Regions from separate parts of the Homo sapiens genome. Here region 2 is linked to region 1. The links are chromatin loops, found by intact Hi-C in ENCODE. Cell type or tissue: sigmoid colon. All regions are shown on one strand. Links, peaks and the distances in the headings refer to the core of each region. The heading gives the core; the rest is flanking DNA. Region 1 overlaps FNIP2 (folliculin interacting protein 2). Region 2 overlaps SPMIP2 (sperm microtubule inner protein 2).

Region 1 (16,714 bases), core at 4,658-12,657:
GCTTTTTAAACTCCTCTTTCTGGGATTTTATTCCTGAGATGGATTTCTCCAATTTTTAACTTCTAAAATTTCAAATAGCTACCTTCTCTTTTTGTATTGAAGGTTCTAAAAGCCATTTAATCACAGGTTTCATTCAAGTGATTTTTTTTAAGGAGAATTTTAAACTGCAGATAAAATTTTCTTTGATCTTGGTTTTGTCAGGTTAAATAAGTCATTCACACTAGTAAGTGCTTGAACACACTTCTGTCCAAAGGAAGTAAAAAGAATTAACTATAACAATTTATTGCTTTGATAACCAAGATATCAACTGTGACAAGACGTATGTATTATAGAATGAAATATAAAAGTTTGGCAAATACTTATGAAGTAAACTATGAAGTCTAATATACATTACTTCTCTTACAGAAAAGGAAACATTAACCTCTAAATCAGCATAACTCAACCTGCTTTTAGAAGGAGAAACTGCCTACTACTGTATAACAAAAAATAAGATCATAATAATCCACAAGTGCTTCTCATATTGCCCCAGGACAGATGTCTTGCAAGAGTACGCTTCAGCTTAAAGCCCAAATAAACAGTTTGGAAAAAAGGTGTTGTCAGTCTTTGCAACCATTAATATTGTTTCATGAAACTAATTGTTATTGACTATCATACTAATAGTAGCTGTTTACTGAGTGCTTATAACATCTAACACTATTCCAAGTGCTTTACATTCATTCTCTAATATAATTTCATAACCATAGGAGATAGGTTCTATTATTTCCCCAGCTTTGCAGATAAGGAAATTAAGGCTTTGAAAGAGTACATGGTTAGGAAGTAGCAGAACTTGGATTTGACCCCAGGTTATGGGGCTCTAAAGCTAACATATATGGCTTTTAAAGTATTTTATAATATTGGCATGGTGCTTTAGCAGTAAAAAGCAGTTATATCCCTAATTTTCAGAAGATTCTCACAGCACCCTTGTTGAACAGGTACTATCTTTCTTTTACAACTAAGAAAGCTGAGGTTCGGAGAGACTCGGGATTGTCCATTGTTACACAACTAACCAACGGCAAAGCCTAGACCATAACCCAGCTACGCTCAGTGGTCTTCCTGCCTTGCCACACTGTCCCGACTTTGATAACAACCAGACGGTATTTCAGAGCACCTTCTTCAAAGTCATAAAAGTCTAGACTCTTTTTGAGGAATGGGTACAAGTATAGATTTGGTCATAAAAACCCAGGACAATGACCATTACATTAGCAATTAGCGTAGGTAATTAATATTTAAAAACTTCCTGCTTTGTTGGGTAAACAGGTTTGCATCATTTTTGGAGGCCAGGAAGCAGATAACAGATGTTTTGGTTTGGGGCTGTGCTGCAGAGAACAGCGCTGTGCAGACAGGAGGGAACAGCAGAGAAAGCAGACTCTTTCCTCACACACCTGTCTCTGAGGTCAGCCCATCCAAGCTCTACCCAGCTATATGCCATATGCCCTTAAGCTTCTCTCTCTCTTTTTAAGTGTTCATCACCACTGGAAAAGCTTTTCTTCTTTTGAAACCTTTCCCCCTCCCTCTCTAAATGTATTTTCTCTTTCTTTCAATTTCTCTGCACATACGCAGATACTGAGAAGATTTTGTCATGCATGTTAATTCCAGTGGCTGGGGGGAGCTACTGATACTTTTCTAAGAGTGTATAGGCTCTGTCTGTTGTTTGTATTTAAAGTATTGTTACGAAAGTGATTTTAAAATCCCATTTGGAAAGAAGCGGATTGCTTGAGCCCAGGAACTCGAGACCAGACTGAGCAACATGGCAAAACCCATCTCTACAAAAAATACAAAAATTAGCTGGCATGGTGGCACATGCCTCTAGTCCAACTACTCAAGAGGCTGAGGTGGGAGGATCACTTGAGCCCAGGAGGCGGAGGTTGCAGTGAGCAGAGATCATGCCACTGCACTACTCACTCCAGAGTGAGACTCTGTCAAAAAAAAAAAAAAAAAAAAAGCAACAATTGATATAATCTTACATGTGTATAGTACTTTAAAGCTGGAAATGTTGGAAATGTTTACACAAATGATATTCTATTTTATCCTTAACACCTTTGTGAAAATGTTTGCTTAATAAAAGGAACTACAATCCCTTCAGAAACTGGCCTACTTATTAAAATATCAATCTAATAAAAGGAGAACTCATGAGTTCTCCAGTGGATGATTTACAGTTTCCTTTTATGCTTGATCTCTCCACCCATTCCTTATTTACTGCACCATATACCTCATTCCAAAAAATTCCAGTGCCGCTCCTTGTTATTTGTTTCACGGAAGAGCTATTACTACTGAAATCTATCCTGTTGCGAGTTTTATGCTGCATGTTCTAGTTTTAGTTATGCTAATCTCCAATTATATTAAAACAGTACTTTTGAATTTGTGATTTTATAATCAAAATGTCGTTAAAAGCATTTTAAAACTAGATTTCTTTGGTGATATAAGAACCAGTACTTACAAAATCAGCAGGGAGGTGAAGCTTATAGAGCTGTAAAATGGACTGAAGCAAACTGGACACCTGACTAGAGACCAGGACATCCTGGCCTAGTTTCATGTTGTCCGTCACTTTCCTCTGACTTGTAGCTACCTGCACACTCCATTTATCCGTGTCTGCGATAATACAGACAGCTTCAGCTATTGGCTCATCCAGGACTGGATGCTGAAAAAGAAACACAAAGGGATGGGTTTATTTATCCAGGTGAGTCCAAAAGGTCAAAGTTTCACTACTGATAAATACATTTAAATGTAAAATTCTTGACAGCCAGGCAGTTATGGATAGAGCAGATTTAACAACTGGTAAATTATGCCATAGGGTAAATAGGGTAAACACTGAAGCAGTCACAAGGACTTTTTTAAAGACCTAATTTCTCAAAACAAATCAAAGTGTAACTGCTTGGGAGGGATGGGTGGGGGAGGGGGAGGATAGAGAGAGCCAGAGACAGAGAGACCTGCCTCAAAGCCAATGCACATATGCACATTCTTCTAACCCTCATTTACCAAGGAAAATTAGTACTGGCTGCTTCCGTCCTTACTCCTTTCTACTATCCTGGGGTGACTGCTTGATTCTTTTGGCTGCTTAAATAACTTCCTCCAATAAATCCATCCGAATTTTCCTTTGAAGAATGATCTTTCTTAGACAAGGCCCGGTGAGACTGCAATCGGGTCCATCCTTCCTCTATCACAGTGTGTTTGTATGGCCCAAGCTATGCCAGCTGGATGCTCCTTCCCTGGGAATTCCTTGTTAGTACCAGCACAGAAGACCAAAAATGGTTGGCACCAGCATATTCCTGCCCAGACAGCAATTAGTACAAGGCCTGGTGGGACTTAGTACAAACACCTTCAAGTAGTCCATGGTTCCTGGAACTCCAGAATTGCCTTGTTGCCTATTTGAACCCTAATTCTTTTGACTTCTCATCAATTCTATACATTCCTAATATTCCTTCACTAAAGTCCCTCCTGTTTAAGTTAACAAGAGTTGCTAATTGCAACAAAGAACCCAAAGAGATATACAGCTTTGCCACTGGACCATGGTTACCTGTAATTTTTACGACTTAATCCAAGTAGTGGGAAGGCTGCAAATACAAATCAAAGATGCATGATGCAATACTGTAATTTTAACAGGTGATCTGACTCCCTAGTCTTGGACTCTGTCCTGTGCAGCTTTGTATTCCTTCTCACAAATGGGAAAGAGAGTGGTGAGATGAATGAAAACTTCGTGCGGACCAACATTTTTTCCTACTATTATCCAAGGGGGAATAGTAGGAAAAATAGTAGGAAAAACCCTGGTAATAGGGTTTATATTTTTCCCTATTATCAGGGTTTATAAAAATATAAGGGTTTAAAAAGATATAAACCCTATTATCAGGATTTATATTTTTCCCATTGAAAGGAACAGCAATCAGGCAAAGTCTGATGTTCAACATTTATTTGTCTGTTCAAATAATTTTAAACATGAGAGATAAAGAATTTGATAAAGTATATTTTTGAATTCATAAAGCCCAGTTTCCCAAGACAGTTCTCATTTTGTAGAATTGTTAACTGAAAAGTACAAAGATTTTCTTACACACATAATGACCCCATCACCATTTTCAACCAAAGGTTTTCATGACCCTTTCACCCCTACGCTTCTTACACATGCATATATACAGTCTCCAAAACGGACAACTAAAGATACAAGGCTTCAGTGACTTCTCTTTACAAGCTCCTCCAAGGTCTTGTTCATCCTGTGTTATAAATTTATATCAAGATGATGACGACTTGCCATCAATGAGTCTGGTCCTTATGGAAAAAAAAAAAAAAGGAAATTTGAACACTTCAAATATTTGTATTTTGAGCTCAAACTCCTTCACTGCTTTGCATTTGTCAGAAATCCACAACATGCTGGTCATGCCACGGGACAGATCTATATTAGAGACCTTTCTCTCATACTGACCATATGTCAACATAGAGACAATGAGTTGAACGTATGCCTGTCACCTTTCACAGTGAATTCTAGCTTTTGCAAAGGGCAAGGGGAGGAGGAGGATTGATTTGCAATAGGTAATTTGGACCCTAGGTTCAAATCGAACTTAGTCTTCTAAATGATCTTCCCACTGCAGTGGTAGGGAAGGGAAGAGTGTGTCAATCCCCAACAGTGCATAGACTATAAGTTATATAGTACCACTACCAACACAAAGTGCTTTGTTTTAAGCAACTAACTGCTGGAATAAGGGCCAAGAGGCATACTAGGAAGGTGATGGATGGAAGATTCTGCAAGCTTAGGTTATATCAGAAGGCTGTAGATTTACATGCAATAACAAAAAGGGACAGAGAGGTTGGCTCAATTATTTTAAAAGTAAGCATGCAAGAGAAATGTAAAACTAAAAAATACTAACATGAAAAATCAGCACAAGTCTTTGTATTTATTTATTTTTTAGAGACAGGGTCTTGCTTTTGCCCAGGCTGGAGTGCAGAAGTCTGATCACAGTTCATAGTAACCTCAAGCTCCTGAGCTCAAGTGATCCTCCTGCCTCAGCCTCCCAAGTAGCTGGACTACAGACATGTGCCACCACACCTGGCTAATTAAAAAAAACGTTTTTGTAGAGATGGGGTCTTGCTATGTTGCCCAGGCTGGTCTCAAACTCCTGGCCCCAAGTGCTCCTCCCACCTCTGCCTCCCAAAGAACTGGGATTATAGGTGTGAGCCACTACATTTGGCCTCCAAAGTTTCTTACTTTTTTTTTTTTTTTTTGAGACAGTCTTGTTCTGTTGCCCAGGAGTGATGTGGTGCAATCTCGGCTCACTGCAACACATGGCTCCTGCGTTCAAGCGATTCTCATGTCTCCTGGGTAGCTGGAATACAGGTGTGCACCATCACACCCACCTAATTTTTGTACTTTTGTTAGAGACAGGGTTTTGCTGTGTTGGCCAGGCTTGTCTCTAACTCCTGGCCTCAAGTGATCTGCCTGCCTTGACCTCTGAAAATGTTGGGATTATAGGCTCACAAGTCATTTTTAAATCACTGGAGCAAAGAGGCAGAATCTGAGGTAGAGACCTGAGTAAAGACGAAAGAACAATGAGTACACAGATTGAGACAAACTGACAAGAATTTGCGGGAGTCCATTCCTTGAAAGTGGGGCTGAATCTTCTCTCTGCATCCTTAGCCTCTAGCACAGGAGCTGGCATTTGAAAAATGTTACTTGCTGAATGAAAATGAGACAGATTAAGCACAAGCAAATGACAAGAGTCGATGAGCATCTTGTGTTCCTTACAGCATGGATTGCTGACTTTTATGCATGCAGGCCCCAGGAACAGAAAAGAACCAGCAGAACCTTTTCAAAAGAGAAAAAACTCCAAGAATTACATATTCTCAGGCTACTAAATACATAACACACAATTCCCTGAATCAATCCAATTGCCTCCATCTAACTATATCACTTAGTAGCTACTTACTTATTTACTAAAGAATAAACACCTTTTAAAGGAAGAACAAACTAGAGGGAAGTCTAAATATTCAAGAAAAGAAATGAATGCTGGAAAGAGATAAAAATATCATCAACTACTTTTAGTTACAATTCAAGGGCCACCGGGGCCACTGCTGGCCATCCCTGATCAGGCCTGAACTTGCACAGGGTCAGAGAGTTGAAGCTAAAGTTCTGGTGACTGGAGATTTCTGATCATCTTTCCAAAGGAAACTCAACCCCATTAGAGACTGGGCAGTGTAAACATATTATGATCTGGCTTATCAGTCAATCTCTAAGTTTTCAGAATTTAAAGAACTCTAAGATCTAGAAAACTATGTTTGGATTTGTCACAGAAATACATACCTGCACACTATGCCCTGGAATTCAATTTAACATTCCTCTTGGGTTTTTTTTTTTTTTTTTTTTTGAGACAGAGTCTCACTTTGTCACCCAGGCTGGAGTGCAGTAGTGCATTCTCGGCTCTCTACAACCTCCGCCTCCTGAGCTCAAGCAATTCTCCTGCCTCACCCTCCGGGTAGCTGGGATTACAGGCACCCACCACCACACCCAGCTAATTTTTTGTATTTTTAGTAGAGACGGGGTTTCACCATGTTGGCCAGGCTGGTCTCGAATTCTTGACCTCAAGTGATCCACCCACCTCGGCCTCCCAAAGTGCTGGGATTACAGGCGTGAGCCACCGTGCCTGGCTGGGAAGACTATTTTTTAGGCATCTATAGAACCACAATAAACAAACACTGAATTATATGTATGCTTCTTTATAATACTATTTCTTACTAGCCATACCTTAATAGTAGAAGTTAGTAAATAGTGAAATCTGTCAAGTAAGTTTTTTAAGTTCACAATTTTATCAAGTTCACATGCATAGCAGGTTTCATACATACACTTATTTGCAGTAACATACATGTAGCAATACTTTTAAGAAATTAAGTATTCTAAAAAATACGAACCTAAGATTGACTGATTTAAACACCTATGAAAAGCCTAATCCACTATCTGCTCTTCTTAGGACTTGGAGTTTGGGCATGGGAACTAAAGAAAAGGAATAGGAAGGTGGGGCATGCCTGTACCCCAACGCTGACAACTGAACCATGGTGAGCCTCACTTTGGCCTCCCATACACCTTAAGGAAAAGGGAGATATGCTATGGATACCTGTCAGTTTAGTAAGATTACTTGGTAAAATTTCTCTTCTTAATGCTAACATCTTTTTTCCCAAAGGGTTTTGTTACCTTGACTAAATATCTCTAGAAAAACAAACCAAAAAGCCTACGTTGTATAGTTACCTTTTTTAAAAGTTCTCCTGCAAACCATTATTGTCTCAGATTAATCAGGTCCTCATTTCAGAGTTCCAAATGAAAATCTGAGAGAAACACTAATATTAAATATAGTCATTCCACTTAAGATGCCTGTTTGAGAAACTTTACAAACCTTATGGATGCTGACATCAATTACCCTCTTTTCTCTCAAGCTAAGGAGAATCAATTTTGAAATACGTTTCCTGTCCAAATAATTTATCAAATTCTCCTATTAGAATGGATCTGCGATATGTTTGTACTTCCTCCATCAGCTGAGAAAAGCACTGCCCTATCGCCACCCTCCTGAGTGCCCACACCACACTGAGTGTCCAACGGCAGCCAGGGTATCAATGCAGAGCTGCCAGCCCGGCACCTTCCTGCCACCCTCTCCAGACCACTAACAGCAGGTTACATGCCTCCCACAGAAACTTAATTGGGTAACTCGGAAACTTCTGACAGGGACTTGCGGATAGAAGAACATGGGAGGTGAGTAAGGAGCTGCAGACAATTGTTAAGGTGGACAGCCAGTCTCCAGAAAGAAAGGAGGTAGAGGCCATATGCCATTATCATTTTCCCCTTGCTGCACTCATATGAGAAGTTAGAAACAATCATTTATTCATTTCTACCTTGTCAATATCTTGTTTACCCAAACTACTTTCCTGTGAAGATTTTTCAAGATAGAGTAACAAATGAAATACCTTGTTTTATAAATCTTTAGAAGATTATTGAGTTTTCTTTGCTATTACAGCTTGTTGAATCAACAGGATCAGCCTGGTTAATTTGTAGCCTCTAAGGATGGGTCCATTTCCTGGGAGTGTTAAATGCCTAGGACATTCCAATTTCAAGGTTTTAGGTCAGATTGCCGCACACACAAAATATGCTGCCTTGATTCATATACACATGACTTCTGCTTAACTTAAACTTCCACGAACAAGAAATTGTCTACAAGGTTTAGAGAATCGCAAGAGCTGTGGTTCTGATAATTCAACAAAGGGCAACAATAAGATGACAGCAAGGGCTCTGAAGTCAGATTGGGCTTGAATACAACCACCGTCACTTACCAGCTGTGGAACCTCAGCAACTCAATCTGGGCCTCAGTTGCTATGTCTGTAAAATGGGATAGTACTTAGTTCAGAGCTTCTGTGAGGCTTAAATGCCATTTAAAGCACAAGTTTTCTGTGAGAAAAATGTGTTGAAACGTGTAGCATAGAACCCAACACATTAGGTGCTCAAATGTTCGTCCTGCTGTCCTGAACCACCCTCTCTCTGTATTGACCATGTCCCCTGAAACCTCAGACTCAGGAGCTCACAAATAGTGCAACTGTGGACAACACTGCCCTAGTTTATGTACTTTACCTAAAACCTCAAACTTCTTAAAATACCACATGATCATTTCCTTCACCAACTCTAAAATCTACGCTAGCACACATCACCCAAACCATTAAGTTAAAACTGTTCTTTCTTCCACACTTACAGCTCTTCACAGCCTGGGCCCACCCAATCTGTACATATTCAGTTCCCAATAAGACCCCTGATATGGTTTGGCTCTGTGTCCCCACCCAAATCTCATCTCCAATTATAATCCCATGTCGAGGAAGGGGACAGGTAGGAGGAGTTTGGATCATGGGGCAATTTCCCCCATGCTATTCTCGTGATAGTGAGTTCTCACGAGAGCTGATTTTTTTATTTTTTTTGAGACAGAATCTCACTCTGTTGCCCAGGCTGGAGTGCAGTGGCACAATCTCGGCTCACTGCAACCTCTGCTTCCCAGGCTCAAGTGATTCTCGTGCCTCAGCCTCCCGAGTAGCTGGGACTACAGGCACACACCACCATGCCCAGCTAATTTTTGTATTTTTTTTTTTTTTTTTTTTAGCAGAGGTAGGGTTTTGCCATGTTGGCCAGGCTGGTCGCAAACTCCTGGCCTCAAGTGATCCGCCTGCCTCGGCCTCCCAAAGTGCTGGGATTACAGACATGAGCCTCTGTGGCTGGCCGAGAGCTGACGGTTTTAAAGTGTGGTACTTCCTCGCATACGCTTGCTCTCTCTCCTGTTGCCTTGTGAAGAAGGTACTTGCTTCTCCTTCACCTTCCGCCATGATTGTAAGTTTCCTGAGGCCTCCCCAGCCCTGCAGAACTGTGAGTCAATTAAACCTCTTTCCTTTATAAATTACCCAGTCTTGGGCAGTACTTTACAGTTGTGTGAAAGTGGGACTAGTACAGCCTCCTTCTCCAGGCCAAAAAGATTCCTGCTCTTACCTCAGGTTGTGCCCAGAATGCCTTCCCTGCCACCCCATCTCAAGTCCACAATCCCTCAAGGACCTGGCGTGAGTCCATCCCTCGCCCTGGAAACCTTCCCACATGCACTGCACTGCTCTTCCTTTGACCTCTGAGAATACTTGCTGTCCACACCATTCATTTTGGCACTTCATCACACACTGTCTTAACTTGTTCTTGATTTCACATGTTTGTCTACTCAGTGATTTTATAAGTAACTCAAGGAGATAAATCACATTTCTTTTTCTTCTGCAGCCTTTGAAAGGAACATAACACAGTGCTGGGCATGTGCAAAATATCTAATACATTCTAGCTGTGGTGAACAGTTTATTTTTGGATGCAACCCAGTTCCTATTAAGTAATCTGTGCATTTCTTATTTTCTGGCAATATTATACCTCCAATGCACCATAATTAATATATTTCTTTTCTATGTACCACATTTAAATGACTAGTATTTCACGTGATTATCTATTTTTAACCCAATGAAGAGTGAGGAAATGCCGTTCTTGCATATATGCTTCCCATAACTACTTATTAATTCATCATGCCATTTCTCCTGAAGGGGGGCAGGAACACAGTACTGCTCTACAGATAGGAACACTCAGGACAAAAAAAAAAAAAAAAAAAAGAGCTTATTAAGTATCTTGGCATGTAAGAAATAAAGTCTAGGAACTCACAAGTGTTTCCGACTTTTAGCCCAATGAGTCTCCCAAGCCCTCTACTATAAAATCCAAGGAAATCCCTTAGAAGACAAGAGTGCAAGAAGTGTGAATGATGGTCTGAATTTATTGTCATTAGGAGAAAACACAGCCACTTCTATCATGCATGTTGCTACAAGTTCCCCATCTTTATGCTGCTTGACACTGACCCTTTATCAATCTTCAGAGATGTCTCAGCCCACATGTGTATTACAGAGAGCAGGAGTGTGAAGACTTCTGTATTCATAACCAGATCTAAAATCTGCACAATAGTTATAACAGTGTGGGTTTAACTATCAGGGATAAGCCACTGGGAAGCCTCTTTAAAACACAAAGGGAGGCTGGGCGCGATGGCTCACGCCTGTAATCCCAGGCTTTTGGGAGGCTGAGGTGGGCGGATCACAAGGTCAGGAGATCGAGACCATCCTGGCTAACACGGTGAAACCCCGTCTCTACTAAAAATACAAAAAATTAGCCGGGCATAGTGGCGGGCGCCTGTAGTCCCAGCTACTCGGGAGGCTGAGGCAGGAGAATGGCGTGAACCCAGGAGGCGGAGCTTGCAGTGAGCCGAGACTGCGCCACTGCACTCCAGCCTGGACGACAGAGCCAGACTCCGTCTCAAAAAAACAAAAAAAACAAAAAACACACACACACACAAAGGGAACAGGCAACTTATGATTCAGGTAATTGGAAGCACTTCTCTCTATGTTTTTCTCTGAGATATTCTGGATAATAAAACACATGATTCTTTGGCTTCATTTTTTTTTTGTGTGTGTTAGCTTGATTTTATTTATTTATTTTATTTTTTTTGGGTGATAGCTTCTTGTAGTTTCTGATTTATTAATAAATGAGTAATATATAAATTTTTCTTTGCTTTTTTTTTTTAATTGATCATTCTTGGGTGTTTCTCACAGAGGGGGATTTGGCAGGGTCATAGGACAATAGTGGAGGGAAGGTCAGCAGATAAACAAGTGAACAAAGGTCTCTGGTTTTCCTAGGCAGAAGACCCTGCGGCCTTCCGCAGTATTTGTGTCCCTGGGTACTTGAGATTAGGGAGTGGTGATGACTCTTAAGGAGCATGCTGCCTTCAAGCATCTGTTTAACAAAGCACATCTTGCACCGCCCTTAATCCATTTAACCCTGAGTGGACACAGCACATGTTTCAGAGAGCACCCGGTTGGGGGTAAGGTCATAGATCAACAGCATCCCAAGGCAGAAGAATTTTTCTTAGTACAGAACAAAATGGAGTCTCCTATATCTACTTCTTTCTACACAGCCACAGCAACAATCTGATTTCTCTATCTTTTCTCCGCATTTCCCCCTTTTCTATTCGACAAAACCGCCATCGTCATCATGGCCCGTTCTCAATGAGCTGTTGGGTACACCTCCCAGACGGGGTGGCGGCCAGGCAGAGGGGCTCCTCACTCCCCAGAAGGGGCGGCCAGGCAGAGGCACCCCCCACCTCCCGGACGGGGTGGTGGCCGGGCGGAGGCGCCCCCCACCTCCCTCCCGGACGGGGCGGCTGGCCGGACGGGGGCTGCCCCTCACCTCCCTCCCAGATGGGGCAGCTGCCGGGCGGAGACGCTCCTCACTTCCCAGACGGGGTGGCTGCCAGGCGGAGGGGCTCCTCACTTCTCAGACGGGGCGGCTGCCGGGCGGAGGGGCTCCTCACTTCTCAGACGGGGCGGCTGCTGGGCGGAGGGGCTCCTCACTTCTCAGATGGGGCGGCTGCCGGGCAGAGGGGCTCCTCATTTCTCAGACGGGGCGGCCAGGCAGAGACGCTCCTCACCTCCCAGACAGGGTTGCGGTGGGGCAGAGGCACTCCCCACATCTCAGACAATGGGCGGCCGGGCAGAGACTGGGCAGAGACACTCCTCACTTCCTAGACTGGATGGCGGCCGGGAAGAGGCGCTCCTCACTTCCCAGACTGGGCAGCCAGGCAGAGGGGCTCCTCACATCCCAGACGATGGGCGGCCAGGCAGAGACGCTCCTCACTTCCCAGACGGGGTGGCGGCCAGGCAGAGGCTGCAATCTCGGCACTTTGGGAGGCCAAGGCAGGCGGCTGGGAGGTGGAGGTTGTAGCGAGCCGAGATCACGCCACTGCACTCCAGCCTGGGCAACATTGAGCACTGAGTGAACGAGACTCCGTCTGCAATCCCAGCACCTCGGGAGGCCGAGGCTGGCAGATCACTCGCGGTTAGGAGCTGGAGACCAGCCCGGCCAACACAGTGAAACCCCGTCTCCACCAAAAAAATACGAAAACCAGTCAGGCGTGGCGGCACGCGCCTGCAATCACAGGCACTTGGCAGGCTGAGGCAGGAGAATCAGGCAGGGAGCTTGCAGTGAGCGGAGATGGCAGCAGTACAGTCCAGCTTCGGCTCAGCATCAGAGGGAGACCGTGGAAAGAGAGGGAGAGGGAGACCGTGGAAAGAGAGGGAGAGGGAGACCGTGGAAAGAGAGGGAGAGGGAGACCGTGGAAAGAGAGAGAGAGGGAGAGGGAGACCGTGGAAAGAGAGGGAGAGGGAGACCGTGGAAAGAGAGGGAGAGGGAGACGAGACGGTGGAAAGAGAGAGGGAGGGAGACCGTGGAAAGAGAGGGAGAGGGAGAACGTGGAAAGAGAGGGAGAGGGAGACCGTGGAAAGAGAGGGAGAGGGAGACCGTGGAAAGAGAGGGAGAGGGAGACCGTGGAGGGAGACGGAGAGGGAGAGGGAGAGTCTTTGGCTTCATTTGAACTCCCATTTGTTATTCATTTTATATAATTCTGGTAAGTTTAATACATTTATTAAACTGTACTTTAATAAGAGGATGCTACATGACAAAATACCTTTCCACAATAATTCTCCTTATGTTACAGCACCATGACTTAATATTAGCTTTTATGTAGCTGTAAGAAAGGCCTTTAGTCAGTCATGCAAAGAGCTCATGATGAATGTGATGACAGTCACCTTCTCAGCACTACTCTTAAAGGTCCTCAGATCCCCTTTGGTATTCCTCTGCCTCCTCAGAGGAGAAGACCCACCTATATAACTGCATCCTCCATAGCCTTGGAACTGAAGATTCAGACCATACAAGGTCGTCCTTGGCCAACACACCCCACTAGGATGACTGAGAGCCACTAAAAGGACTGCAGAGGTGTGTGAATTGTAGACCAGTTTTTAAAAAAATAAAAACAAACCAAAAAACCCCTTCAGTCTCAAATCCATCCAGAGAAAAGAAATCTGGTTATCACTCATTATTCTTAAACCATCTCCTCCAATATATAAAGTCAGCTAGAATTTTTTTTATTATTATTATACTTTAAGTTCTAAGGTACATGTGCACAACGTGCAGGTTTGTTACATATGTATACATGTGCCATGTCGGTGTGCTGCACCCATTAACTCGTCATTTACATTAGGTATATCTCCTAATGCTATCCCTCCCCACTCCCCCCACTCCACCACAGGTCCCAGTGTGTGATGCTCCCCCTCCTGTGTCCATGTGTTCTCATTGTTCAATTCCCACCTATGAGTGAGCATGCGGTGTTTGGTTTTCTGTCCTTGCGATAGTTTGCTGAGAATGATGGTTTCCAGCTTCATCCATGTCCCTACAAAGGACATGAACTCATCATTTTTTATGGCTGCATTGTATTCCGTAGTGTATATGTGCCACATTTTCTTAATCCAGTCTATTATTGATGGGCATTTGGGTTGGTTCCAAGTCTTTGCTATTGTGAATAGTGCCACAATAAACATACGTGTGCATGTGTCTTTATAGCAGCATGATTTATAATCCTTTGGGTATATGCCCAGTAATGCGATGGCTGGGTCAAATGGTATTTCTAGTTCTAGATCCTTGAGGAATCGCCACACTGTCTTCCACAATGGTTGAACTAGTTTACAGTCCCACCAACAGTGTAAAAGTGTTCCTATTTCTCCACATCCTCTCCAGCACCTGTTGTTTCCTGACTTTTTAATTATTGCCATTCTAACTGGTGTGAGATGGTATCTCACTGTAGTTTTGATTTGCATTTCTCTGATGGCCAGTGATGGTGAGCATTTTTTCATGTGTCTGTTGGCTGCATAAATGTCTTCTTTTGTGAAGTGTCTGTTCATATCCTTTGCCCACTTTTTGATGGGGTTGTTAGCTTTTTTCTTGTAAATCTGTTTAAGTTCTTTGTAGATTTGGATATTAGCCCTTTGTCAGATGGGTAGATTGCAAAAATTTTCTCCCATTCTGTAGGTTGCCTGTTCACTCTGATGGTAGTTTCTTTTGCCATGCAGAAGCTCTTTAATTAGATCCCATGTTGAGTAGACATTCCTGACAGCAGTTTTACTGAAAGAGGGGACAGACAGACCTCCTGTTGGTGGCAAAGCCAGCTCTGAGATATGCTGAAGGGGTCATCAGCGAAAGGGGCTTCAGTTCCCTGAAAAAGCCATACTATGCCCTGCACTCTTCCCTGCTTCTCATCCTCACTCTGCTACTGACCCTAGCTGAGTCCTCACCACAGCCGCCTTGTGCGCACGTTCTCAGCACCCTGGCCTCCTGCTGCCACACACTTGACCACACTATTTTCACTGCTGACTTATTTCTATTTCCTGTTAGATCGCAAACTCCCTGAGGACAGATGCCATGTCTTCTTCTCTCTAGCTACTTCTAAGAGTTTTCTTTATCTTTGATGTCCAGTTGTTAAGTGTGAATTTGTTAATATTCTCCCTACTTGGGAGTCAGTGTGCTTACTTAACCTGAAAAATGCCAGCCATTCTTTCTTTGAATATTACTTTCCCTCATTTTCTCTATTCTCTTTCTGCATATGCTATAAAGTCTCTTCACTCTGGCCACCACATCTTTTACTTGCTCTTTGATATTTTTCATGTCTTTTTGTCTCAGAGCTCAAAAACATAATTTCTTAAGTAGCCTCCATTTCAAATTCTAATTATCTTTAGCTGTATTTAATCTGCTCTGTTCTTTAACCTATACCTGGAGTTTTAATTTCAGGGACTATTTTTCAATTTTAGAAGTTGTTTTTAGTTCTTACATGAATCTAAATGATCATTTATCACATTATCCTCTCTTTTTTTTAAGGTTCCAATTCCTTCTTTTTATCACCGTAAACACTTTAAACATGGCTACTTTAATAGTTATTGCCAACTGGAGGAGTGCTGATTCTCCTGCTTGTATGCGCTTGCCCTCCACTCATGATGATTTCCTGGTTTCCCACATATGTTTGTAATTTCTGAACGTGGGCCTATCTTACTGGAGCTATGTTTCATTTTCCTATATGCGTCTCATAAGCTTGTGGTTGTAGAAGTGTCTAAAGTAGTGTGCTTCCTTCTGCCAGAGTCCTAAAGGTTTCTATGCTTCTGGTTTTATGTTTATTTCTTGGGTAGGGATTCGCAAATCACTCGGGTAGAATAAATCTGGACCTGAAACCCACAAATAGCACAGACAGGGGGTTTTGATTTCTCATGGGTGACTTTATTTTCCCTAACCTGTTTCCAGCCTGTTTCTTTGCTGCTTCACTGCTTATGTCTGGTGATTTCTAGTCTCCTTTTCATGGAAGAATAGTTCTTTGAAGCTCCAGACTTTAGGTAAGGGGCTTGATTCCAGGTCTCAAGCCTTACATGCACACAAGACCACAGTCTTTCATCCTCGGGTGAATCTGAGAACTCAGCACCCAATTCCTAGGACCTGTATCAAGACTGAAATCCTGGAGGACCAGCTCATGCTTACTGCTTTGGTTTAGATTTCCATTTATCTCTGGCACAAAAGGATTTCCATTTTTTTTCATGACAGGAATTATAACAATGGGGCAGCAGTGAGGATGGTGATATTTTATCCATCACTATATAGTTTTAGAGGGGAGGCATGCCATCCACACCAGTTTAGTACATGTTGCTGGAATCCTCCTACCTCAGATCTTTTTTTTGGCTGGTCGGTGGGTGAGGGGGGGTGGGGGAGGAGACGGGGTCTCACTCTTTCACCCAGGCTGGAGTGCAGTGGCTCCATCATAGCTTACTGCAGCTTCGACCTCCAGAGCTCAAATCATTCTCCCACCTCAGCCTCCTGAGTAGCTGGGACCCTGGGCACACAGCCATCACGCCCCTGCTAATTCTACTTCAGATTTTGACTACTGCTATAAACACAGTACCAAGCACATAAAAGATACCTGATAAGTATTTTTCAACTGATAAATCTCTCAGGTGTGACTCTCCCCACTCTAACCCAAAAGCATCTCTGCCCCATCAGGTGACACGAGTTATCTCGACCACCTGAAGTGCCACCACTGGAGATTTCTAGTGCATCAAACATATTTTTAACACATGAAAATACCAGAAGGGGTAACAATCACATATGGCCTTATCATAACTCTAAAAGCATTTGCTTATCAGAAATTTTTCTCTTGGAAACAGGTTTAATGTCAGTCACTAAAGGCTTAAGAGTTGTACTAAGGTAAACAAGAGGAAGAGGAAAATTAATCATTTTGGACCT
Region 2 (16,714 bases), core at 4,102-12,101, 120 kb before region 1:
TAAGCTGTCCAGGTATTTGTCCAGTTTTATATCATTAATCAGTACATATTGCCTATCACTAGAGTCAAAGAAATTATGTAAAGTGCAAACTAGAAAACAACATAGTGCCTTAGCTGGACTGAGCTTGCCACAGCCTGTGGCAGGTTCGTACTGTGTCAGCTGAGCCCATTGGACTACATGTCCTAGATTCCCTTCCCTACATAGTTTTGGGTTTGTCTGGGCCACAAGAGACATTTTGTGGGAAATTTGGAAAGCAGAAGTGAAGCAGCAGACGTATCATTTCAATACAACAGCAGTCCCCAGGGGCTGCTGCAGCCACGTGGGCTGTTACTGATATGCTGCCTCTGTTGCAGTGAGGCAGCTGCCACGTCCAAAGTGAACTCCAGCTCCTTCCCTGCCTCCTCCTTCAGTGTCACTGGCTTCTGGGCCAGGTGATGTTTAGCCCCATGTTGAAAGGCACCAGTTTCAGTGCAAACCACCCACTTCATCAGTGTTGGAGGCTTGTGGGTGATAAGAGACCTCCTTGGGTTCCACTAATCCTCATGGGTTCCAGCTTGGCGGACAAGTTTAAAGCCCGCTGACTGTGTCTGGAGCATCCCAATCCACTCCTGAAGCAGCCACAGTAGTCCTAGATTTGTGTGATGCATTCTTATTCTAGCCCACATCTCGCTTTGTGTTGCCTCCCTGTATATCTTATAAGCTGCCCCAAGACTTCCTCTTTACCATTCTCAAACCCACATTGGCTTGACTCCTTGGCTCTGAGCTCTTGCTTGTTCTCCAGCATCTGAATCACTTTCCTGCACTGGTGTTGGTGGCCTATCCACTTAGGTATATCACAGGCAGAAACTATCTTGTGAAGCGGCCTATTTGGGCAACTCCAGCTGGGGAACCAGGACTTCTGGAACTCTCTTTTTGGCTCCAGCTTTAAATGATAGGGAGATAGGACATGCAGGACACACCAAAACAGCCCAATACAGAGTACACTAAAAAGATCGTGTTAGGTGGGGTGGGAGGAATCACTTGAGCCCAGGAGTTCAAGGCTGTAGTGAGCTATGATTGCACCACTGCACTCTAGCTTGGGCAATGAAGTGAGACTCTGTCTCTTAAAAAAAAAATTGTTGGAGGAAGGAGTAAATGAATGAACTGATTTGCAGGGGCTTGAGAAGTTTGCAGTCTAAGGTCTGTGTGTGTGTGTGTGTGTGTGTGTATGTGTTTGTGTTTGTGTTTTGTCTTACTGTTCATAGGCACTAACTTACAAGTTTGATTGACTGTTCCATCCAGGGAGTCATTCGGGATAACTGTTTATCCTTAACCTGGGCCAATAATAATCTCAGCACAAAAAGGCAGTGCAGAAGGAACCTATCATTGTACACTGTTTTTGCTCACTTTTTCTTTGCCTGGAATAGGGTATGTTGACGGAAAGGGAAGGAGTCCTTTTTCCTTTCCCATCTAACATTTCTCTACTACTACTTTCTCAATGATTTATACTATTTGTTCACTAATAAAGGGCTGCTGAGGGCAACATCTAGAAGCAGATTTCAGAGAAACAGCTCCCACCTGCTCCCTCCAATCCATACTCTAATCACCCGGGCCCCTCCCGTCTCATCGCTCCCCACAGAGCTTTCCAGGGTGGTAGTTACTTATGTTCACTGTCCTTTGGAAGAGACAGAGATTTGCTTTCTAGCAGAAATGGAAAAGTAAAAGTGTTACAGATGCATTGTGGGAAGCAACGGGAGGGAATCACACAACTGAAACGGAATGCATTTATCCCCCTTCTCCAGTGGCCCAGCTGCGGCTCACCTAGTGTCTCCCTGTGGGGGGCAGGCTGCTGTCAAAAAAGCGAAATTGAAAGCCCAGTTAGACTCCCACTTTAGCCTTTTTTAGCTGGCAAGCACGCTTGAAGCAGCTAGGCTGCAACCACAAGGGGTTACCAAAGAAAAGGTTGAAAAATAAAATAGAAAAGATGGCCATCTAGAAAGCCTCCCTAAGAGAGAAGGAAAAATAAATAAATAACCAACTTAATCCCCTTTTATTTTTGTTAACTAGAAAATTGGGAGCTAGAAAATGATCTGTAATTTTTAAATTGCTGGATTTTCCCCAGTAATAATTAACATGAAAAAGTAACACCTGATGGAGCAAAAGTAGTGTTATGTTTTCATTTGTGAACAGTAGTATAATAAGTGGGCTAAAGGGAGTTCAGCTAATTGGCTCATGGTTATAGCTTTAATTTCTTCATCTATTGTCAGGAGAAATCAGCTTTTGAAGTGCGTGGAAAACTATGAAGTTTTTAATATGGATCAATAGGATGTCATAATGGTCTGATTAATAGAGATTGGCAGTGATTTTGGAAATCTGCTTTACATTTCATGTCTCTTACACAGAGAACAGGAAAATTTAACAGATTCCCATCCCCGTGTTTCACAAGTATTTGATTGTATACTGGTATTTTTTAAAATTACGAATTCTAACTTTTAAAACTTGTGTGTTGACGTCATCAGTCTGTCGTAAGTCCTGCTCAGGACCACATTTTCCATGACTACTACAGACTGACCACACCCTTCTCTGAATTTCTTTTTCAGTGAAAGGCGGCATCACCCAGCTTTGCTGTAGTTATTCAGTGCATAAGACTCTTTTCTTAGCTACATTATAAGCTTTCTGAGGACTGGGCCAAGCTTTCTCTCCTTCTGCCACCTCCTGATCCATCAACACAATATCACACATATACTAAGCACTTACTATAAATTTTAAACAGCTATAATCATTACTCATTCTAATTGCACAAAATTCTAGGTTTTTAATCTTTTGTCAGCATTTGAATATATATTATTCATATTTATACTTTATCTTAGCCAAAAGGCCGAGAAGTGATATTATTCATATTTATATACAAATTACAAAGCATTGTAAAAGCTAAATTTCTTTGTTCCAACTCTCTTTTTTCTAATAGAATAGACTGTTTCTCTTGCCTTGATCTAGTAAATCTTGAAACTTTTATATGACATGTGCAAAGGCATTAGGACAGATGCTCAGAAAGTTGCACCAGCATTTCTTGTTTTTGCTTTTCAAAAGGGAGGAAGTTATATTGAATTAAATTTTATTTCTAAATGGTTTGCTGCACCTGAAAATAATTCTTTCCAAATATAAACTTATTATCTGTATTTTAAAAACTGAACTATTCCTACAATAATGTAATGCTATCCTAAAATATGTTGCTTAGAGGTCTGCACATGACTGGTTTGCATGAGGCACTGCATTTTTCCTTTCCTTCAGTAAAGGAATTGTTTTCATAACATGCAAATACACACATATATTCATTTATTCACAAATATTTACTGTGTGTTAGGACACAGGCATTCCTTGCATTTGTATATTAGCCAAGGAAGGGAAAGAGACAGAGGCAAAATAAATCTGGGAGTTTCCAATTCTGCTAGTTTAGAGTCAGTCAACATCTGACGATATTGTTAAATTATTTACAGTCTTGCAGGACTTACGAAACCCCAAAGCTGATTTTCCTGTAATTCAGTAAAAATGTAATTTTATTACCATCACTGTAGTTATAACACATGGAAAAAATTAAGTTGCAATGCATAATGAAAATTTAAGAGTTATGGAAAGGTACATGTAAATCAAGCTTGTCCAACCAGTGGCCCACGGGCTGCATGCAGCCTAGAATGGCTTCGAATGTGACCCAACACAAATTTGTAAGCTTTCTTAAAACATGAAATGTTTTTGAATTTTTTTTTTTTTAGCTCGTCAGCTATGGTTAGTGTTAGTGTATTTTATGTGTGGCCTGAGATAATTCTTCTTCCAATGTAACCCAGGGAAGCCAAAAAATTGGAACCCCTGACATAAATGACGAAATACCCATCTGACACATTGGAAAAGCCAATATGGAGAAAAAGCATAAAATGCAGACTTTTAGGCTAGTGGCTGAGAGACTGACAGCACATCATGGCAGCATGGTGTGTGTGTTTAAATTTGTATACATATGTAACTAACCTGCACAATGTGCACATGTACCCTAAAACTTAAAGTATAATAAAAAAAAAATTTGTTTCAGAAGGGATACATCCACTTACAGTGAGTAGCATTTGGGGCTGCAATTTTTTTTGAGACAGAGTCTTGCCCTTTCGCCCAGCCTGGAGTGCGGTGGTGCGACCTCAGCTCACTGCAACCTCTGCCTCCTGGGTTCAAGCGATTCTCCTGCCTCAGCCTCCTGAGTAGCTGAGACTATAGGCGCCAGCCACCACATCCAGCTAATTTTTGTATTTTTAGTAGAGACGGAGTTTGACCATGTTGGCCAGGCTGGTCTCCATTTCCTGACCTTGTGATCCGCCCACTTCGGCCTCCCAAAGTGCTGAGATTACAGGCGTGAGACACCGCACCTGGCCCTGGGCTGCATATTAAAACATGAATGGTTTAATGTTGGAGTGCTTTTCTCATTCTTTTCTTTTATAAACATAACAGAATTTACCTTTTAACTATTTTAAAGTGGACAATCCTGTGGCATTAAGTATATTCACATTGCTTGCAACTATCACCTCTTCCATCTCCAGAATTTTGTCATCCTGTAAAACAGAACCTCTGTACCTATTAAACACTCACTCTCCATTCTCCCCTTCCCCTAGCCTCTGGCAACCACTACTCTACTCTCTGTCCCAGTAAATTTACTCAGGACCTCATTAAGTGAAATCATGCAGTATTTGTCTTTTTGTGACTGGCTTATTGGACTTAGTATTATGTCCTCAAGCTTCATTTATATCACAGCATGTGTCTCAATTTCCTTCCCTTTTAAGACTAAATAATATTGCATTGTATGTTGTTATGATCTGAATTTTTATCCCCACCCCCCAATTCATATGTTGAAGCCCCAACCCCTCAGTGTGACCGTACTTGGAGGCCAGCCCTTTAGAAGGTAACTGAGGTTAAATGAGGTGCTGAAATAATCTCATGAAACTGGTATCCTTATAAGAAGAGGAAGGGGCATCAGGCCTTCCTCTCTCTGTCTTCACCTGTACAGAGGAAAAGCCATTTGAGGACATGACAGGAAGGTGGGCTCCTACCAGACAGGAAGAGGGGCTCACCAGTCACCAACCCTAACAGCAACTTGATTTTAGATTTCAGGCTCCGTAACTGTGAGAAGATAAATTTCTGTTGTTTAAGCCACCCAGTCTGTGGTATTTTCTTATGGCAGCCCTAGGGAACTGATACATATGTATACACCACACTTGAGTTGCCTCTGTACCTCTTGGCTATTGTGAATAATGCTGCTATTAACATGTGTGTACAAATACCTGAGTCCCTGCTTTCACTTCTTTTGGGTATATACCCAGAACTGGGATGGCTGGATCTCATGGCATTTCTCTGTTTAAGTTTTTGAGGAATCACCATACCTTTTCCTGCAGCAGCTGCACCATTTTACATTTTCACCAGCAACATACAGGGTTCCCATTTCACTTTATTTCTCATTTTTAAAGCATTTAAATATACTTTGGTTACTGTGAAGAACCTGTGGCCACTGGGGAATGATCGTAGACGTGGGACTGTTGACAACATATTCAAACATGTAAAGTTAATTTGCTTTCCTGTAAGCAGTGATGTAACAAATACACAACATTGCTTTTGAAGTGGAAATCTAATTAAGCAGGATCCTCAGTGCTATTTTGTATCAGCATAACTTGATCAAAAATTGGCCAGGTGCAGTGGCTCATGCCTATAATCCCTGCAATTTGGGAGGCCGAGGTGGGAGGATCACTTGAGCCCAGGAGTTCGAGACCACCCTGAGGAACATAGTGAAACCTCATCTCTACAAAAATAAAAAAAATTTAGCTGGGCATGGTGTTGAGGGCCTGTAGTCCCAGCTACTCGGGAAGCTGAGGTGGGAGGATCATTTGAGCCCACGAGATTGAGGCTGCAGTGAGTCGTGATGGCACCACTGCACTCCAGTGTGGATGACAGAGTGAGATCCTCTAAAAAAAAAAAATTATTTCAACATACTGTGGTGATAGGTTAGCTAAGGTTATTCATGTTAAAAATGCTGCCACTCCTTCCCTAGCAGTGTTCTCACCATGTCTATTGAAAACACATTTTCTGATCTTTCCTCTCTGGGTGCTGTGAAGGTATCAGATCAGGTATCATCTCAGCCCACATCCTCTGAATTGAATTATGGTATTTTCGATCATGATGTTATTTGTTTTCAACTCCACATTACACGTAATCATGTAGCTCATACATCAAGTTTAGGAATATATTTCTTCACATAGCCCATGATCTCTAAGTGCCAATACTCTGTGCTAAGTAAGATATCTTAAAATTTTGTTTTAATAGAGCTAGGGTCTCACTATGTTGCCCTGGTTGGTCTTGAACTCCTGGGCTCAAGTGATCCTCCTACCTCAGCCTTCCAAGTCATGGAACTACTGTTCTTGGCTTTAAATTTTTTCTTTATAATTATTTTCAATTTTTATAGATTTAAGAAGCCATTTGAGGAATAATTTTTTTTTTTTTTTTTGAGACAGAGTCTTGCTCTGTCACCCAGGCTGGAGTATAATCGTGTGATCTTGGCTCACTGCAACCTCTGCCTTCTGGGTTCAAGTGATTCTCCTGCCTCAGCCTCCTAAGTATTACAGGTGCACACCACCACGCCCAGCTAATTTTTGTATTTTTTTTAGTAGAGACGGGGTTTCACCATGTTGGCCAGGCTGGTCTCAAACTCCTTACCTCAGGTAATCCACCCACCCTGGCCTCCCAAAGTGCTGGGATTACAGGCATGAGCCACCAAGCCTGCTCAGAATAATTTTTTTTTTTTTTTTGGGATGGAGTTTCGATCTTGTTGCCCGGGCTGGAGTGCAATGGTGCAATCTTGGCTCAACACAACCTCCGCCTCCCAGGTTCAAGCGATTCTCCTGCCTCAGCCTCCCCTGTAGCTGGGATAACAGGCATGTGCCACCATGCCCGGCATGTATTTTTGTATTTTCAGTAGAGACAGGGTTTCTCCATGTTAGTCAGGATGGTCTTGAACTCCCGACCTCAGGTGAACCACCCCACCTTGGCCTCCCAAAGTGCTGGGATTACAGGCGTGAGCCACCGCGTCCAGCCAGAATAATTTTTATAAGCATTAATTAACCCAGAGAAAATTACAAAACCCTAAATGTTGTAATAGTTGTTTTCAGTATGGCATCACCACTCTCTAAATACTTCAATTAATCCCAGATCATGATAAAAGCTTTTAATTACTCTATACTATTCTTTAACTACCTCCTTTTGCACACATCAAAGAATGGGGATTTATATTTCAAATATTTAATACCCATTAGGCATTCTATATGTTCCCTAAGAATTATTTAGAATGATTACATTTTCATTTTTCAGGCTACTTCAGTTGAAAGACAGATTGAAGTAAAATTGGCAAGTGAAAGTCAATATTTAACTGGTACTTCACTTGGACATTTTATTCTAGTTTCAAGCTTTGAGGTAAATAATTGAGTGAGGGAGGGGAACAGGAATCAGCTCTGTTTTGTTCAACAGTTTCCTCAGGATTTTATACAAAGAGAGACATCATGTGGTTATGTTTGCTGAACATATAAACCTAGGAAGAAGAGAGAGTAAAATTCGATGACAATTTGGACTGTAAAAGATGTTACTATTTTAGAATTGGGTCTGAAACTCACAAAGTTATAATTTAATAGGACTAAATATGAAGCTTGCACTTAGAGTTTAAAAATCAACAATCCAAGTAGAGGATAGGTAAGACATTATGCAATAGGTTGGTGTGGAGCGTGGAGCTGACTGCAGACTGGAGATGTGCCCGGAGGTTAGCTCAGTTGCCAACAAAGCTGACACAATAACAGGCTGCATTAACAGAGAGCTGTGTTCCAGAAACAAACGCTGCCCCGATTGGGCCACATGGTAGCATTATTTTTGGTTATGCATGCCACATTTTAAGCCAGATGTTAATAAATTGAAGAGCATCAAGAGGCAGAGTGGTGCAGAGCCTGGGAATGTTGTTACATGAACGCCTGAAAGAAGTGGGGAAGCCTAATTTGCAAAAGAGCCTAAAGTGACCCTTTCCTGGGATCTCATGGGCTATTTCAATGAGACGGGGATTCTTTACCAGAATTCAGAATTCAGACTACTGTGTGACTGTTACAGGAAGGCAGATTTTAGTTCAATGTATGGAAGAATAATTAGACCTGTCCAAAAATAGAATGTGCTTTTGTTACTGGAAATATTTTGTCAGTTGGATGAACACGTGCTGTGAAGGGGAGCCCACATAGAGTGCAAGGTCATACCTGCTGACCTCTGAAGGCTGCACCTATCCAAAGCTCCCTTAGAACATCCTGGAAACCATGTATCTCTGCCAATACTGTGTACAGTATAACTGAATTTAGGGCTGTATTTATGTGATTTTCAAACAACCAACCAGCCATACAAAGTAGATTAACAACGTGTCCACTAATACATCAGGGCATATGTTTATTTCAGCACCGGGATTTTGCCCATGGTCTCTGCTGCAGAAGCAACCAGAAATCACAAGGAGTAGTTTTTGTTTTTTGTTTTTGTTTTTGTTTTTTTGTGACAAAGTCTCCTCTGTCATCCAGGCTGGAGCACAATGGCGCAATCAAAACTCACTGCAGCTTCGACCTCCCAACCTCCTGGACTCAAGTGATCCGCCCACCTCAGCCTCCCAAGTAGCTGGGACTATAGGCGTACACCACTGTGTCGGGCTAATTTTTGTAATTTTGCATTTTTTTTTATTAACAGAGATAAGGTTTTGCCATATTGTCCAGGCTAGTCTCAAACCCCTGGGCCCAAGGGATCTGCCCACCATGGCCTCCCTAAGTGCTAGGATTACAGGCATGAGTCACTAAGCCAAGCCAGTAGAACTCTTAACTAACCCTTATGAGAGCCTCTCAATAGCAACGGAAACATGGGGACATTTGAAGATAAGATTACCTTTCCATGCAAAAGAGCAGCAGCTTGGTGTCCTTTGTTGATTCTAGGAATATATAAATTGCAATTTCAGAGTCCATAATTAGATGCTTTGAAGAATGAGAATGCCAACATTGCTAGTCTTGGTACATTAATTAATAAATGTTAGAAGTTACTTGGCACTTCTTCCCCTTCAGAAACAACAGCAAGAGCATAGGGCAGGGGTCCTCAAACATGATGCATCAGAATCACTTGGAGGGATTGTTAAGACAGATTGCTAAGCCTCATTTTCATGGTTTCTGTTTTAGGAGATATAAGGTGGGCCCTGAGATTTTGCATTTTTAATAAGTTCCCCAATGATGCTTATGCTGTCGGTCAGGGGATCACATTTGCAGAACCATTGGTATAATGAATGAATGAACACTGTATGAGAAGCCATGCTATAATCATGCAAAGTATTTATTTGAGTGGTGTTTGGGAGCCTGTTTGTACCTTCTTGAGAGAACCAATTATTAGCATCTCTTTCCAACTTTGCATTCAGTGACATCACACAATAGTTTGACATTGACCATGTTGGAAATGTTTATACCACAGAAACTGGTAAATGCTAAAACCATAGCTTTTTCTCTTGAGAGCCCAATAAACCACTGCTATAGACTCAAAGCAGAATGAAAATATTGGATGATCGAATGTCTAATACAATGTTTCTCAAATTCACTTCATTCATGGTTTTACTTAATGCTGCTTGAGTCCTGGCTACATAACCACAGCAATATTTTTTCAATTATAATGTGTTAAAAGGGCTTAACAGGAATGGAATTCATGAAATGAAGTGTATTCTTGGATTTAAAAGACAATGCAATATTGTTTTATTTACTAATTATTTAAGAATAGTCAACATCTGATCCACTTTATAAATGTGTATTAAAATTATAACATGAAAATGAACATAGTGATCATTAAATATATGTACAATACTAGTTCATCATCATCTAACATTTACCAGCTGCTTAAAATGGGCGCTGTCATAATTCTTTACATGAATTATCTCAATTTTTTTTTCTTTTGAGACAGAGTCTTATTCTGTTGCCCAGGCTGGAGTGCAGTGGCACGATCTTGGTTCACTGCAACCTCCGCCTCCCGGGTTCAAGTGATTCTCCTGCCTTAGCCTCCTGAGTTGCTGGGATTATAGGCGTGTGCCACCACACCTAATTTTTGCATTTTTAGTAGAGATGGGGTTTCACCATGTTGGTCAGGCTGGTCTCGAACCCCTGACCTCAGGTGATCCACCCGCCTTGGCCTCCTAAAGTGCTGGGATTACAGGCATGAGCCACCATGCCCGACCGAATTATCTCAATTCTTACAAAACTCTGTGATGTAGATATGTTATCCTCCACCTTACAGATAAAATCTGAAGTCACAATAACAGGTATATGAAACTGAGGTATCAATATGTATATGAAAGAGGCTGGCATGTATCAGATGATCTCATAGGTAATGTCCTAGAAACCTCACATGTAGCATTTCTTTTTAAAAATTTTGTACTGTATCTACTTATTTATTTTAGAGAGAGTTCTCAGTATGTTGCCCAGGCTGGACTTGAGCTCCTAGGCTCAAGAAATCCTCCCACCCCAGCCTCCCAAGTAGCTGGGACTACAGGCGCATGCCACTGTGCCAGGTGAAATATACCATTTCTTAAAGACATTTTACTGATAACTACATTGTTATTATGTAATTACCATATTCTTTTTTTTCCCACACACAACATATAGGTCATTTATTTTCCTTCTAGTCCTGGATTCAGTGCATAGATGGCTTCTCTTCACCCTTCGGGTTGACAATTTTCTCCAGGTTGCTGCTGCTGATATGTTAAACCTCAGCGTAGAAGGCCCCGAAGTCCAGCACCATGGCCCTGAGCTCCCCATAGGCTGCCTCATCTCGCTGGTGCACCAAGACCCAGTAGTCCATTACATGAGTCTCCTTGGAGGCCTTGGCCACAGCATCCCGACGTTCTGAGAAGTACTTGGAAATGGTTGTCTGGAAAGCTTCCACTTTGCTTTTGACGGCATTCACCCTCTCCAGCACCTTCTCCTGGATTGCTACCCCAAAATCATCCATCTTCAATCTTGAGGATCAGGTGCTGGATCCCTGTGATCACTAGAATGCATTTCTCTTTGAGACTACAGACTCCTGGCTTAACCAGGGCAAGCAGGAACAGGACCTTCTCATTCCTAGGGAGAAATCCACTCTTAGGGACTTCTTTCATCTCCTGCTTATCTGTTTCCATCTCATCATCCTTGGGTGGAGGGCCTGGGATGAGATGTCCAGTGGGGCCCGGAGGGAAGTCAGGTCAGCCACATTGAGGCAGTACCTTGCAAGAGCTGATTCAAGTATATGATTTTCTGTGGCAAGAATCTGTAGAGGAATTCCTCAGCCTCCTGGAAAAGATTCTGCCTGAAGATCTCCACCTGTTTACAGGCCTCCCGTCTCAGGCGCACCCCACACGGCTTGGCCATATGCTGCTTCAGTTGCTAGATCTCTGGCCTCCTAATTACCGTATGCTTCAATATATTTTAAATACATTTTAGAAGAAAATACTGCCGGCATCAAAACTTTCACAGGACAATATTAGAACAACACTGGCATTCTAGGGAAAACAATGTTAAACATTGGCTTAATGGCCATAAACTGTAATAACTTGACCAATCCTAACCCTTCTCTTTTGAGCTTTGCCTCTCAAAGGGAGGACCCTCAGCCCTCGTTTGTGGTGGGTGAACATTATCAATGCTTGCCACTTTGACTCCCTGATTTCTATGCTTCCCTGAGGTTGTCCTACCTGTGTTTGACATGTTTTAAATTTACATATTATTAGTAAGTTATTGGCAATCTATGATTGCTCTGACTTTAAAACCTCTGTCTTTAAGTTTCTTTTGTATCTCTTTGATACAACCAAGATGCATCCTGGGGATTACTATCTGTCACCACTTAGTATCATCTTCAATTCAGCTTCTTCATGTTCAGCATTTTGCTCAAAGCCGTAATATGACCAAAAATGAGTATTAGGTTGAATGAAAACCTTGGAAACTTGGCTGTCAGCATGTACAACATATCCTGTAGGGAGTGTAATCTCACTTTAAAAGGGATCCAACTGTGAGCAATTAGCTATAGAAAGCTGGGGGGCAGGTTTCAGGGATGAGTAACAAGATGAACTTTGCATTGCATTGGCAGGGTGTGGTACATTTTCCCACAGGTTAAAGCCACTAGCTTTTCATCTCGCGTAAACATGGTTGCTTAAGATGGTTTCACTTTGGACTTCTGAATGACCCTTCTATACTGCTTCTGTCTGACTCTTCAGCCAGTTATGTACACTAAAAACCTCTCCCTCTCTAACAAATATTGCAACAAGTTTTCCAAATCTTAATGAGCCACAGTTATAATTATCCACCAGCTTTAAGTATTGTAGAATTTCACAAGTTTGTAAACTTCAGACCAACACTGTTCAACGGAAACATAATTCGAGCCACATACATAATTGAACATTTTCTGGCAGCCACATTAAAAAATTAAAAGAGGGTCAGGCGCGGTGGCTCACGCCTGTAACCCCAGCCTTTGGGAGGCCAAGGCAGGTGGATCACTTGAAGTGAGAAGTTCAAGACCAGCCTGGCCAACATGGCGAAACTCTGTCTCTACTAAAAATACAAAGATTAGCTGGGCGTGGTGGCACACACCCATAGACCCAGCTACTCAGGAGGCTAAGGCAAGAGAATCACTCGAACCTGGGAAATGGAGGTTACAGTGAGCCGAGATTGCACCACTGCCCTCCAGCCTGGGCAACAGAGTGAAACTCCCTCTTAAAAAAAAATTAAAACAGGTACAAATAACTTTAATAATATACTTTGTTTAATCCAATAAATCCAAAGTTATTTCAATATGAAATCAATATTGAAAGTTATTAACAAAATGTTTACATTTTTTCTTTTGTACTAAGTATGTGAACTCTGGGTGTGTACTTTTGACTTATAGCACTTCTCAGTTTGGGCTAGCCACAATAACACATGTGGCTAGTGGCTGCTCCATCGGAAAGTACAGCTGGAGACTTGTTAGAACTCAGATTAATGTTATCTGGGAGCATCCATATATCCAAACACCCTAGTTGATGGTTTTTTGTTGTTGTTATTATTGTTTTGTTTTGAGATGGAGTTTCGCTCTTGCTGCCCAGGCTGCGGTGCAATGGCGTGATCTCGGCTCACTGCAACTTCTGCCTCCCAGGTTTAAGCAATTATCCTGCCCCAGCCTACTGAGTAGCTGGGATTACAGACACTCACCACCATGCCCGGCTAATTTTTGTATTTTTAGTAGAGATGGGGTTTCACCATGTTGGCCAGGCTGGTTGATTTTTTTTTTTTTTTTTTTTGAGGCGGAGTCTCACTCTGTCACCCAGGCTGGAGTGCAATGGCGCGATCTCGGCTCACTGCAACCTGGGTTCAAGGGATTCTTCTGCCTCAGCCTCTTGAGCAGCTGGGATTACAGGCTTGCGCTACCATGCCCAGCTAATTTTTGTATTTTTAGTAGAGATGGGGTTTCACCATGTTGGTCAGGCTGATGTCGAACTCCTGACCTCATGATCCGCTTGCCTCGACCTCCCAAAGTGCTGGGATTACAGGTGTGAGCCACCGTGTCTGGCCGATGGTTTTTTAAAACTAAGTTTCTGGAAGAAGGTATTAATTAAACAGCCTGGGCAACAAGAGCAAAACTCCATCTCAAACAAACAAACAAAACCACTCTTGACCTGGTAGCTTTAATACCAGGTCATATAACTAATAGGATGAATAATAATGAATTAATTATGGTAAAAAAAACAGCTTGACACTTACTGTGTATTAATCAAAGTGAGTAAATGTATTGAAATTGTGACCCAGTGCAAAAATAGAACAACCATGTTAGGTGCCAGAATTCCCATTATTATTTATAATCAGGTAAAGTCTACCCAGGCTAGGAATCTAGGAACTCATAGAATGGCTCTTGATTATTTTAACATTTAACAAAAAACTAATGAATACATCATGTCTGTAATCCCAGCACTTTGGGAGGTCAAGGCAGGCAGATTACCTGAAGTCAAGAGTTCGAGACAAGCCTGGCCAACATGGCAAAACCCCGTCTCTACTAAAAATACAAAAATTAGTAGGGCGTGGTGTCATGGGCCTGTAATCACAGCTACTCAGGAGGCTGACACAGGAGAATTGCTTGAACCTGGGAGGTGGAGGTTGCAGTGAGCTGAGATCGCACCACTGCACTCCAGCCTGGGCAAAAGAGTGAGAATCCATCTCAAAAAAAAAAAAAAAAAAAGAGCACAGAGTAGCTTCAGACAATCTCTAATTCCTCTTCAAAATGGACTCAGCTTGGCCTGGGCAACATGGCAAAACCCTGTCTCTACCAAAAATACAACAAAAAATTAGCCAGGTGTGTTGGCACACACCTGTGGTCCCAGCTACTTGGGAGGCAGAGGTGGAAGGATCACTTGAACCCGGGAGGTAGAGGTTGCAGTAATCCAGGATTGCGCCACTGTGCTCCAGCCTGGGTAACAGTGAGACCCCAACTCAAAAAATAAAACAAAACAACAACAAAAAAAACCCAAAATGGACTCAGCTGGTGATGACTCGTCAAAAGTCTGTGAATCAGTCTAAGTTCCTTTTCTGTGTCCAACATTTTCTTATCTGGTCGAGGTTAGAATGTTCTTGTCCCTATCAGCATTCACAGAGCATTCTTATTTTTGCCTTTTAAGTCCTGGGGAATGGTAGTTTGAGCTACCATTCTGACCCTGTTAGCTGAATGGTTAGCATTTCTAGTAGCTGTGTTCTCTTTAAAGAGGAGTATTTTTCTGTCTACCTTGATAATGGGAAGGAGGTTTAAAGCTCTCTTTTGTGGAAGAAAAAATGTCTTTCTTTTTTAGAGTGAAATGAAATCTGATCTCTTTCATCTCTTTGGCACCATGACACTTCCTGTGTAAAATCATTCTCACAAGGGTAGTTGAGGTCATTGAATTTAATTATCTGAGGCGCCGTACTGTACAGCCTACAATAGCATTAGCATAGTAGAAGATACAGACATGAGGGAAGGTGATGGAAATAACAGAAGTGGTTAGAAGGTACATAGTATGGTGATAATAGCTATCATCAGGCATCTATTATGTGTCCGGTATAGGACTAGACATGCCTCACATATGCTACATACAATACCTTACTTAATTCTTACAACAAATATATGAGGTTGTTAGATGTGGTTTTATTTTTCAGATAAAGAAACTGAGCCTGAGAGATGGTATTTTGAAGAAGGTTATGAGCCTATTATGAAATAGGGTTCAGCTGGAGTATGGCCCATTCTCTTTTCTACACATCATGCTGTCTCCCAATAAAGCAAAACAAATGAAAAAGGAAATGATGTGCTGTAAACCAATTGCGAACCACAAGAAACACTGAATGAAAGGTCACAGGGCGAATTACACAGAGAGTGGTATAAACTTGGCAGGGAGATATAAAATGTTTTATCATTTCCCTGTATAGCAGAGAGGGGAGGAAAAAATGAAAGGAATAGCAAAAACAATGCTTTCCTGAGGTGATCATAAATGTGCTTTCATAGAAAATGACGTTTTAGAGGAACAGTGGAAATTGAAGAAGCAGGAAGGACTGAATATATGGAAGTGATAGACAAGAATGATTAGGAGACCAGAGAGAGAGAAAAAAGTAATTCAGGTAGCCATCATAGCACTGCCTTTCAAACTTTTCTGACTGCAGTCCACAGTAAGAAATACATTTCACATAGGGACCCAGTTAACAACACTGCGTGTGTGTGTGTGTGTGTGTGTGTGTGTGCAGTGATATGTATCATTAAAACAAAGATGCAAAAGCAATTTAGTGAAAAGTGATAGTCTTTTACAAATGGTGCCAAAATAACTGGATATCCATATACAAAAACAATTGAACTTCATATCTCTTCTTATATACAAAAATGGACTTGAAATGGGTCATGGACCTATATGTATAAACCTAAAACTATAAAACTTCTAAAAGAAAACATAGGAGAAAAACTTTGTGATCTTAGATTAGACAAAGATTATTTAGGCTGGGCACAGTAGCTCATGCTTGAGGCCAGGAGTTGAGACCAACCTGGGCAACATAATGAGATCCCATCTCTACAAAAAATAATTTTTTTAACAAAATAATTTTTAGGTGTAACACCTATGGTATGATCCATTAAAGAATAAATTAATAAAGTAAACTTTATCAAAATTAAAAACTTCTGCTCTTCACAAGACACTTTAAAAAATGAAACTACAAGCACAGATTAGAAGAAAATATTTGCAAGGTACATATCTGATAAAGGACTTGTATTCAGAGCATATAAAATACTCTTGGTCTAATATCCAGCATCCATAAGGAACAGAAACAAATTTACAGGAAAATAACAAACAACCCCATTAAAAAGTGGGCAAGTGATAAGGATACTTTTCTAAAGAAGACATACATGTGGCCAAGAAGCATATGAAAAAAAAAGCTCAATATCACTGATCATTAGAGAAATGCAAATCAAAACCACAAAAACACCAGTCAGGATGGCTATTATTAAAAAGTCAAAAAATAACAGATGCTGGCGAGGATGCAGAGCAAAGGGAACACTTGTTGGAGTGTAAATTAGTTCAACCATTGTGGAAAGCAGGGTGGCGCTTCCTCAAAGAGCTAAAAACAGAACTGCCATTTAATGCAGCAATCCCATTACTGGGTATAAAACC

The links. Peaks named below come from ENCODE experiments on the same cell type or tissue, not always from the same donor. Only the 100,000 strongest peaks of a DNase experiment are listed, where the experiment ranks them.
Region 2: a loop joins it to region 1, with 2.3 times the contacts of the local background. A loop is called at or near these places in 5 of 110 quality-filtered maps.

What each region holds. Positions count from the first base shown.
Region 1 is chr4:158,877,409-158,894,122 of GRCh38, reverse strand. FNIP2 (folliculin interacting protein 2) reads right to left here. Exons shown (of 17, transcript NM_020840.3): 15 at 2,477-2,677. It overlaps SPMIP2 (sperm microtubule inner protein 2), which reads left to right. Exons shown (of 5, transcript NM_152543.3): 5 at 406-989. The coding sequence ends at 420. Among named protein-coding and RNA genes, the nearest start is that of FNIP2, 120 kb to the right of the region's middle. RefSeq lists an enhancer at 11,989-12,969. In sigmoid colon, for the core only: no CTCF peak of the experiment used is centred there; a DNase peak (open chromatin) is centred at 9,582.
Region 2 is chr4:159,001,850-159,018,563 of GRCh38, reverse strand. All of the region lies in intron 1 of SPMIP2 (sperm microtubule inner protein 2), which reads left to right. It also overlaps the pseudogene PSME2P3. Among named protein-coding and RNA genes, the nearest start is that of SPMIP2, 25 kb to the left of the region's middle. RefSeq lists enhancers at 448-517, 698-1,017, 11,811-12,343. In sigmoid colon, for the core only: no CTCF peak of the experiment used is centred there; a DNase peak (open chromatin) is centred at 7,823.